Regions from separate parts of the Homo sapiens genome. Here region 2 is linked to region 1. The links are chromatin contacts, found by Hi-C or POLR2A ChIA-PET in ENCODE. All regions are on one chromosome and are shown on one strand. The core of a region is the stretch at or near the end of the contact, and the rest is flanking DNA. Distances in the headings are between cores, read along the strand shown.

Region 1 (4,950 bases), core at 1,321-3,820:
GGATCTTAACGGCTATTCACACTTTCTTGTGCAAAAGTTTGGGAGGGTCATTTTTTCTCTACCTACGGGGAAAATAGCTTTGATTGTGGGTAGAAAAAAGAGGAATATGGTAATTTTAGTGTTTGGAGGAATGTAATAGCACTAAACTTGGGGAGGTAGAAACTAGTAGGTTGTAGGTTGTAAGGAAGGTAAAACGGTACCAATAATTTTTGCCAATTTAAAAATGATAACCAAGTGTACTGGTTAATTTTATGTGTCAACTTGACTGGGTTAAGGGATGGCCAGATAGCTGGTAAAACATTATTTCTAGGTGTCTCTGTAGGTTGTTTCTAGAAGAGATTAGCATTTGGGTTGGTAGACTGAATAGGAAAGGTCACCCTCACCAGTGCAGATGGGTGTCATTCAATCCATTGAGGGCCTGAGGAGAACAAGGAAAGGCAAATTTGCTCTCTCTGAGCTGGGGCATCTATGTTCTTCTGCCCTTAGACATCAGTGCTCCTGGTTCTTGGGCCTTTGTACTTAGACTGGGACTTATATCATTGGTTCCCCTGGTCCTCAGGCCTCCAGATTTGAACTGGTACTATACCATCAGCTCTCCTGGTTGTCCAGCTTACAGATGGCATACTGAGATTTTGCAGACTTCATAACTGTGTGAGCCAATTCCTATTATAAATCTCCTTTTGTATATCTACATATATCCTATTGGTTTTTTTTCTCCAGGGATCCCTAACTAACACACCCAGGGTTGGTCCTATGTGGTATGAAGGCAGTGCTGTGTTGATATATGTAAGTGTGTGTATAGATATGTTTTTAATAACATTATTATCTGCATGCGTAATTTTGTGTCTTCCTTTCTAAAGTTTTCACCTTATACTTCCTTTTCTTGTGTTGTATGAACCAGAACTTCTAGAGTAATGTTGAATAACAGAGAATGATAGTTGGATTCCTAGCCTTGTTCCTGATTTTAAGGTGAACATGCCCAGAGTTTTAATGTTCAATGTAATGCTTACTTTTGATTTCTGTTAATAATCCAGGATTTAAATGACACACCCATAACAATAAAGTATACTAAGAACTTTTATTAGAAATGGCTATTGAATTTCATAAAATGTCTATTAATTAGTCAAAATTAATTCATTTCTATTTATTATAACTTTTGCATAAATTTCATAACTTTTTATATGTACATATACTTACACACGTGCATAGTTTTTGCAGATGCATAAATGTGTGATGTATGTACTTTTTACATCCTTATCCCACCTTCTCCCATATCCCAGATTAACAACCTTAAATGTATCCTTCTGTACTTTTCTGATAATAACGTATTTCTTTATATATGTATATTGTATGCACACTTTTGCATTTTGCTTTTCTCCTTTAACAATATTTCGTGGAAATATCTCCAAGTTAAACAGATGTTACATTTTGGTCCTGCCCTGCTATTTATTAACTGTATGTCCTTGAGTAGGGTAAGTAAGTTTTCTGGCACAAGTTTTTCTACTTAAGAGGACAACTATTCCTTTCTCCCAGGACTACTGTGAGAACCAAATGATATCATATATATAAAGCACTAAACATGGAACCTGGCAAATCGTAGGCTCTAAGCAAGTGTTACCCAATCTCATATCCAGTACAGGGAGGGCAAACCTTTGTCCTTTCCCATTTGGCAGTTATGGCCTCTGGGCTGAAGATTTGTAACTCTGCCAATGCCTGAGCACCTGTGGAGGGTCTGGAAGGATCCCTGGGTGTTGGTTTGGTTCAGAGCAACAGTGGTGGAGCCCCATGACCTGGTTTTGAAACCATGCATCATCACTTCCTAGCACGGACAACTTTCTAAACCTCTCTGTGCTTCCGCTTCCTCATTTGTAAAATGGGAATAAGAGTACCTGTCTGTTACTCCTATTGTGGGTGTAATGAAATCATCCATGTGACACACTTGGAGCAGTGCCTGATACATTGAAAGCCCTCAATGAGTATAAGTGAGTGAAGTGACAGGGCACAAGATTTGAAATCAATTGGCCGAGCGCCACCATTTTCTGGCTGTTGGACTTTGAGCAAGTTATTATTGCCATCAAAAGTAATTGCAAAAACCACAATTACTTTTGCACCGACATCACACAAGCTGACTAGATCCCAGTCTTCATCTGTGAAATGGGGCTAATCCCCACTTTCAAGCACTCCTTTGAGAGCAAATGAAGGTTATGAATGAAGGTGGTGCTCAGAGCAGGCTGCTTCCCTGCCAGGGTTATAGTCCAGCCAATGGACTGAATGTGCTTGGCTGTCCTAGGACTGTACCCAGCCTTCATAATTCTCTCAATTCCAAACACAGGCCTGCCAACGAACGTTTAGAACCCAAGTTCACTGTGAATTGGGACATGCCTGCATCTCATCTGTCCATTCTCTTCAGGTGCTGGGGTCATGCTTTGCTCTCAGCAGGCATTACCACTTCATTTTGTTTCTTTCCTGTAAAGGGGAATACATATTTTATTTAAAAGTTACTCATCTTGCTCTCTGGGGCATGGACCTATTGCTAGTTCAGTAGGCTTTGTAGGATGACTGTGATGTGTGTTTACAGTTAGAGGAAGTGGGAATGGGACCAAGATGAGGACGATGTATATGAATTTCAGCTGACTTTCTTGCCCTCTGCAGGCTATTGCAATCCTCCAAGGACATCAGTTTCCTTTTCAAATCTCTGCATGGAAACTCTCTCACTTCCTTCCTTCTAAAGCAAAGCTATACACACACACACACACACACACGCACACACACACGCACACACACACACGATAAAAATAAAAATGCAGCTTTCCAGGCAGGCATCTCCTTCAATGCAAACACAAAATCCTCTCAAGAGAACAATTCATGGGGCAGACATCATCACATCAGACAATTTGTCCATCTCTTCTTGCTGAGACTTACTTGCTACTGTTGGCAGTACGGTAATTCAGTACGTTTGCTCTAAGCCTGTGCATAAAACTGTTTAAAAAATTTAAAAAAAAACCTTGTCCCTTACACTGCATTGCACGCATGCCTATGGGGCCAGTTCATGATTTATTTTTATTTTTTTTCAGAAAAGAAACAAAAGCATTTGCACAGCTGTGGGTTTGGGGAATTAAGTATGATTCAGCAGTACCCTCTCCTGGCCTCTTTGGGAACTGTAGAAAGCTCTGAGGTGAAGGAATCTTGGGATTTCAGAGGAGGAAACCCGTAGAAATAATTGGTTTCTTTTCTTTGTAATCCATAATAATATGAGATATCGCACTCCCACCTTATTCAAGGATGTTTAGTTTCATGAAACATTTCTCCATATTTCAGTAAATTGTAATAATCCTGTTACTTTTTATAAAATTTTTTGGCAACCCAAGTGAACAAATAACCGCATTTCTGTGCATGGTCTCCGGAGTCATTGGAATATTCCATCCGGGCCACACTTCTGCCTGTATCCATTTAGGTGGCACAATTCCAAGAAGTGGTGCCCAGTTCTGCTCTTTTATTGAAGAAGATTCTGTCATTCATTGACTGGAGTGAGTATCGATGAACAGAACAAGTTCTGTGTTCAACCACAGGCAGTTCCATTTTGAATCATTTTTCCATGCTGTGGATACCAAGTATTTGTACTATGTGTAAAAGGAATTAAGCTGGCTAACTTCAAGGAGATCAAATGCTCTGTTTTCTCTATCAGACATTCTGAATAATTAAGTGTTATCTTATATCCCTTACATAAATGACCGAGCTTCCCATACCTGGAACCTAACCAATTTTGTAATTTGCACTAAGGTGATACTGTTTTCTTCCTTTGGTGTCTGAAAAGGCACATCAGGGTCATTATCAGTTTTTTAAGGAAAACTGATAATGTTTTGCTAAAATAGGCCGAAGTGCTGCTGATTGATGGAATCCCCAGAGCAGAGCACTGATTTTTCAAAATTAGTAAATAAAAACACTTAAGCAGTTGGGCCAATTGGAGAGCACGTGCATATGATGGAAAAATAGGGAGTCAAATAAATGGATTCCAGCCTCTGCCACGTGCTACTTTTTAAGCCTTAGATTTCTTTTTTCTTTTTCTTTTTTTTTTTTTTTTTGAGACTGAGTCTCACTCTGTCGCCCATGCTGGAATGCAGTGGCCCGATCTTGGCTCACTGTAACCTCCACCTCCCGGATTCAAGCGATTCTCCTGCCTCAGCCTCCTGAGTAGCTGGGATTACAGGCACTCACCACCACACCCGGCTAATTTTTGTATTTTTAGTAGAGACGGGGGTTCCACCATGTTGGCCAGGCTGGTCTCGAACTCTTGACCTCAGGTGATCCATCCGCCTTGGCCTCCCAAAGTGCTGGGATTACAGGCGTGAGCCACCGTGCCCGGCCAAGCCTTAGATTTCTTATCTGTAAAATGGAACCGCTATGAGGATTAAATGAGACAATGTGTGTTAAATTCTTAGCACAGTGTATAGAAGCTTACTTAATAAACATCAGTTCTCCCACTCTGTGTCATGCAGGAAAAGAGAGAAAAGTTGAAACAGTTTACAGTTGATAAAGCTTGAGTTGTGGAATTTGAATTAACTCAGCAGTCCCCAACCTTTTTGGCACCAGGGACCGGTTTCATGGAAGACAAATTTTCCACGAATGTAAGGGGTTGGAGGAGGGATAGTTTTAGGAAGAAACTGTTCTGCCTCAGATCATCAAGCACTGGATTCTCATAAGGAGCGCACAACCTAGATTCCTCGCACGTGCAGTTCACAATAGGGTTCCTGCTCCTATGGGATCTAATGCCGCTGCTGATCTGACAGGAGGCGGAGCTCAAGGCAGCTCACCTCCTGGTGTGTGCCCGGTTCCTAATAGGCCTCAGACTGGTACCTGGGGTTGGGGTCCCCTGAATTAACTGATAATGTAACTTTTAAAAGTGTAGTGGTGCCGGGCGCGGTGGCTCACGCCTGTAATCCCAGCACTTTG
Region 2 (4,950 bases), core at 614-3,113, 42 kb after region 1:
GTATGGCAACAGAATTGACCAAATAGATTTGACACCTTACCAATCAGAGCAGACACTATCTATAAAAGTGGTGCTATCTATCATACCAGCATTCCAGGCTGAGTATTAGACTTGGAGATAAGAACATCCAAGAAGGATGGAGAAAAGATCCTAGATGCTTTTGCAGTTATAAGAAACTAACGTATTCAGATCTTCCTTAAATTGTCTATCCATTAAATGCTTTAGTCATGGTTATAAGGGGCAGTCTCCTTTAATACTATTTTCAAATGTTACCAAAGGCTAAGAAGAATTTGTAATTTGTCATTTGAGCATTGTCTTAGTCCATTTTCTGTTGCTATCACTGAATACCGGAGACTGGGTAATTTATAAAGAAAAGAAATGTATTTCTTACAGTTCTGGAGGCTGGGGCCTAAGTCTAGGGGTCTAGGGGCCTAGGTCTAGGCTGAGGCCTAGGGGCGAAATCTGGTGAGGGCCTTCTTTCTGGTGGGGACACTCATCAGAGGCCCAAGGCAGTACAGAGGATTACATGATGAGGAGGTTCTTGAGAGACAGCCAATCTGGCTGTTTATAACATACTAACTCTCATGATAATTAACCCACTCCTGTGATAACCTATTAATCTGTTAACCCATTAACCCATGAATTGGATTAAGCTATTCATGGGGGTTCTGCCAATCATCTCTTAAAGGCCCCACCTCCCAATTCTATTACACTGGGGATTAATTTTCAATATGAGTGTCAGTCAGAGGGGGACAAACATTCAAGCTATAGCAAGCATATCTGTTCTATATCTGCCAAAATAGTTATGAAATAATTAATTAAATGCTATAGTTAAAAACATTCGAACTGCAGACTTAGAGCTGTCAAGCGGTTTTCCAGATGGAAAGTTTAAACACTGGATATGTGGAAACCTAAGTCAGCCTTCTGATCACTACATTTCATAATAAATAGGCGATCCAGGTAGTTTTTAAGTTAAAGATAAAAAAATGAGTAATTAAGAGCGTCCAGGCCAGGTGCGGTGGCTCACGCTTATAATCCCAGCACTTTGGGAGGCCAAGGTGGGCGGATCGTGAGGTAAAGAGATGGAGACCATCCTGGCCAACACGGTGAAACCCTGTCTCTACTAAAAATACAAAAATTAGCTGAGCATGGTGGCATGTGACTGTAGTCCCAGCTACTTGGGAAGCTGAGGCAGCAGAATCGCTTGAACCTAGGAGGCAGAGGTTGCAGTGAGCTGAGATTGCACCACTGCACTCTAGCCTGCTGGTGACAGAACAAGACTCCATCTCAAAAAAAAAAAAAAGAGTGTCCAATAGAAATGACACTCTGAAATCTTCAGCTGATGTCAGTGGCACACACTCTCAACATGCCATTCAAGAAAAATTGAGGCACGGCATTCCTGGTCCTACCTAAATACTTTTGTGGGCAAGAAAGACAGTCTCCTTTATTTTAATTTATTCTGACTTTCTGGAATAGCCCATTATGATATTGAGACAGAAAGTGGTTAACAGGAACATTGTTTTCCCTTTGGAAGACTTACCCAACAGCAAAGAATTAGCTCTCTCAGTTGTTTGCAGTCTTATCTGGATATATTCTGATGCTGAATCCAGAGAAAGCAGGTGTTAGAAATAACATTAAGATGTTTTTGTTTCACTTCTTCATTTCACGGATGAGGAGGCTGAATTCCACAGGGGTACCCTAGCCACAGAGCCTTGCTAGTGGCAGAGCCAGAATTTGCCTCTGGTTTCCTTGGGATCCACTGCAATGCACTTCCACCACACTGCACCGCCAACCATTCATGTCCTCTTGTGTTTGCCACAGTGCGGGCACAATGGGGGAAAAATCTGCTGAGAAAATCATCTTCGGAAGTAGAAGACAATGCGTCTATGTCTGTGTATACATGGTGACCACAGACGCTTTGGCTCCAAGATCATTGTGGTTTACTTGCTGCCATTCTAAAGTCTCTGGGAAATTTTTTGTGAACATTTCTAAAGGAACTGAGAACCCGTCCACTGATTTTATCTTCTGCAGCAGACGGTAGAGACATACGCATCAAAGCAACAGTGGGGCAACATATTTTACTGTCAGACAAATAAAGCCCCAAGCAAAATACCCTACGTTTTAATCTAATGTAGACTGCACCTGTTCTCATGCCAACAGTTTTTTTTTCTTTGCCTCTGGATAATATTGTTCCTTCCAGTTTTTAAAACGAAGCAAGTATTATTTTCCTTCTGTATGCTTTTAAACATACTTGTTATTATAAAACAAAACATACATATAGAAAAGTGAAAAAAATGTATAATTTAATGAATAATGCTAAAGCATACTATCTTACCCTCATAATCACCACAGGTCAAGAAATACAAGACTGTCAGCACCCCTATTTCCTTCTGATTCCAACTCTTTCTCCCTCTTTAGACAAAACCATTAGGCTGAATTTTGTGATACTAATTCAGATTATATTAACTATTTCTATTTTTTAGTAATTATGGAAGAAATCAAAACATGTATACTTCACTTAGAAAAGTTTCAAATTACATATACCTTCACTATCTTTCTAGACAATGTGCTCTATATTGACAGATGTTTCTTTTAGCACATTGGAGGTATATGTTATAATTCCACTGTATCAGGGCTTTTATTGTTGATGTTGAAACAGTCTAATAGTTGCTCCTTGGAAGGTAATCAGTCTCTTTTCTCTGGCTGCTTTTAGGATTTTCACTAAGATACATCTAGGTGTGCATACTTTTAAAAAATATGCTTGTGAATTGTTGGGATTCTTGAATCTGTGGAGTGTGACTGGGTTCTAACTAATTTTTCCAACCTATCTGCTGGTTCACCAATTTTCTCTTTAACTCTGTCTAATATATATTAAACTTATCTATTGAGTTTTAAATCTCAGTGCATTTTTTTGGCCGATTCTTGTAGGTTCTTTTTCAAATTAGTTGACTTAAATTTTCCTGTGTACTACAGATATTATTACAAGTTTTTCTCTTATTTGCTTAAACATAATAAGCTTAATTACTTTATTTTGGGGACCTGATAATTCAGGTATATAAATCATGAGTTTGTTTTTGTAGTTTGTTGTTTCTGTTGTTCCCTTGTTTTCTTGTATGTCTCATTATTTTTGTGATGTGTTTGCCATTGAATGTGAATATTATTTGTATGAAATTTTTTGAGGCCTAGGATGTAAACCTTTTCTTCTTGTAATAGTTTGCATTTTTACTTTCAAAAGCTGAAGGGTAATAATAATGCAAATCTCCTTAAAGAAAATTCAAGGATTGAGGTTTTCTAACCATTGAAGTCCAGAAGATTTTTCTGGACCATCTAATCTGAATGAGGTCTGGTTTATTTCTTTACCTGTGCTCCAAGAATGTAACTCTTTGGGGTCCCAATTTATTGGGGAGAGGGTTTTCTGCTAGATCACTCACTCTGCAGATTCTGGGAGTTGAGACATAAAAACAAAAGTTTGAATTTGAAAGAACAGCAATGCTTTCCGAGTAAAAGCAGCTTCCAAGCTTTGCCTGTCTCTCGGGGTTCTGGTTCTCTCTTCAAATTTAGCCTGGTAATTTCTCCTCCTTTGTGTCATTCTTTAATGCTTTTAATAATATTTTTGGACATTTGTTCAACATTTTTGGTTGTTTTGGCGTGAGAATTAGTTTGAATAATAGGGACTGCTATAACTGAAGACTAGAACACTTGTGCTTATTTTCACAATCAAATCACCCAAATTGAAGATATATAGGGAAAATATAAATTGAAGCCCAGGGTCATTAAGAAAATAAGTAATTGTGTATCTTAAATAAAATTAAGGCAACTAGTGTAAGTAGAGGTGTGACAAATAGCCCCTCCTGCATAATGCTAATCCTGTTACAAATTTCAGAAAGCAAAATGGCAATACATAGTATTATAACTTTTAAACATTTTGACCAAATGTCATAATATTTACATAAAAGCAAAATGCTGAAAATAATCCCAATATCCAACGTTAGTATTTTAGTTTTAACAAATTATGATAGATTAACATTTTGGCCAATAATATAGTCATTAAAAAGGATAATTATGATGACTAAAAATGAAATGTTTATGACATAAAATAACAATAGCAGAACACAAAATAACATGTTTGCTATAAATAATAAGTATGTTTTTGCAAGATAAAGAGCAAAAATATACAAATAGTATTTCTATTTCACTGTAGAACTAGGTAATTTTTTTCCTTAAAATTTTTTTACACTTACATAGTTTTCTCAAAAACAAAGACCAAGATTTCAAAACTTAGGAAAAAACCAGCATACTAATAATTTTCCCAAACAATTTCAGCATGAAAATTTGTCATATTAAAAAGGAAAATAAAACAAAAAGAAAGAGAAGGCAATGAGCAGTTTGAATTTATAGTCTAATAACTCAGAATCTGCAACCACCAGGCCAAGGTGATTTCAGTTTTTTCCTTCTGTGATTCCCATGTAGCTTGCAAAAACAACCTTGGCTTCCTATAAGCATAAATTTATTTCAGAAAATGAAAAAGTGGGGCTGGGCATGGTGGTTCACGTCTGTAATCCTAGCACTTTAAGAGGCTGAGGCAGGAGGATTGCTTGAGGCCAGGAGTTCAAGACCAGCCTGGGCAACATAGCAAGACCTGTCTCTACAAAATTTCTTTTTCAAAGTTAGCCAGATATGGTGGTGTGTGCCTGTATTCCCAGCTTCTTGGGAGGCTGAGGCAGGAGGGACCCTTGAGTCAAGGAAGTGGAGGCTACAACGAGCTAGGATCATGCCACTGCACTGTAGCCTGGGGAACAGAGTAAACCCTTTTCTCTGAAAAGAAAAGAAAAGAAAAGAAAGAGAGAGAAAAAGTAAACAAAAATCTGGGGCTTTATCTTTATTATCAGGCCTTGATTCAGTTCTCAGTGGATGAGGTTTGGAGAAAATACATTTCTGTCATTTGAAAAT

Evidence for each region. Hi-C counts contacts between places; a loop is a spot of excess contacts on that map. ChIA-PET counts read pairs that join two places held with the same protein, here RNA polymerase II (POLR2A). Pooled maps may share reads with other maps.
Region 2: a loop to region 1 is called in a pooled map, with 3 times the contacts of the local background. The contact joins two enhancer-like sites. A Hi-C loop is called at or near these places in 1 of 168 maps with a recorded cell type or tissue (naive thymus-derived CD4-positive, alpha-beta T cell), 1 of 37 single-sample maps with no recorded cell type and 4 of 50 pooled maps. POLR2A ChIA-PET finds 5 or more read pairs at or near these places in 7 of 52 experiments (CD4-positive, alpha-beta memory T cell, K562, OCI-LY7 and 4 more).

What each region holds. Positions count from the first base shown.
Region 1 is chr2:203,906,726-203,911,675 of GRCh38, forward strand. No RefSeq gene overlaps it. Among named protein-coding and RNA genes, the nearest start is that of ICOS, 28 kb to the right of the region's middle. Within about 2 kb of position 2,571, at least 10 of the 41 ENCODE cell types and tissues checked have a DNase peak (open chromatin) inside an H3K27ac peak, as active enhancers do.
Region 2 is chr2:203,949,773-203,954,722 of GRCh38, forward strand. The region is part of intron 1 of ICOS (inducible T cell costimulator); the gene reads left to right. Among named protein-coding and RNA genes, the nearest start is that of ICOS, 15 kb to the left of the region's middle. Within about 2 kb of position 1,864, at least 2 of the 41 ENCODE cell types and tissues checked have a DNase peak (open chromatin) inside an H3K27ac peak, as active enhancers do.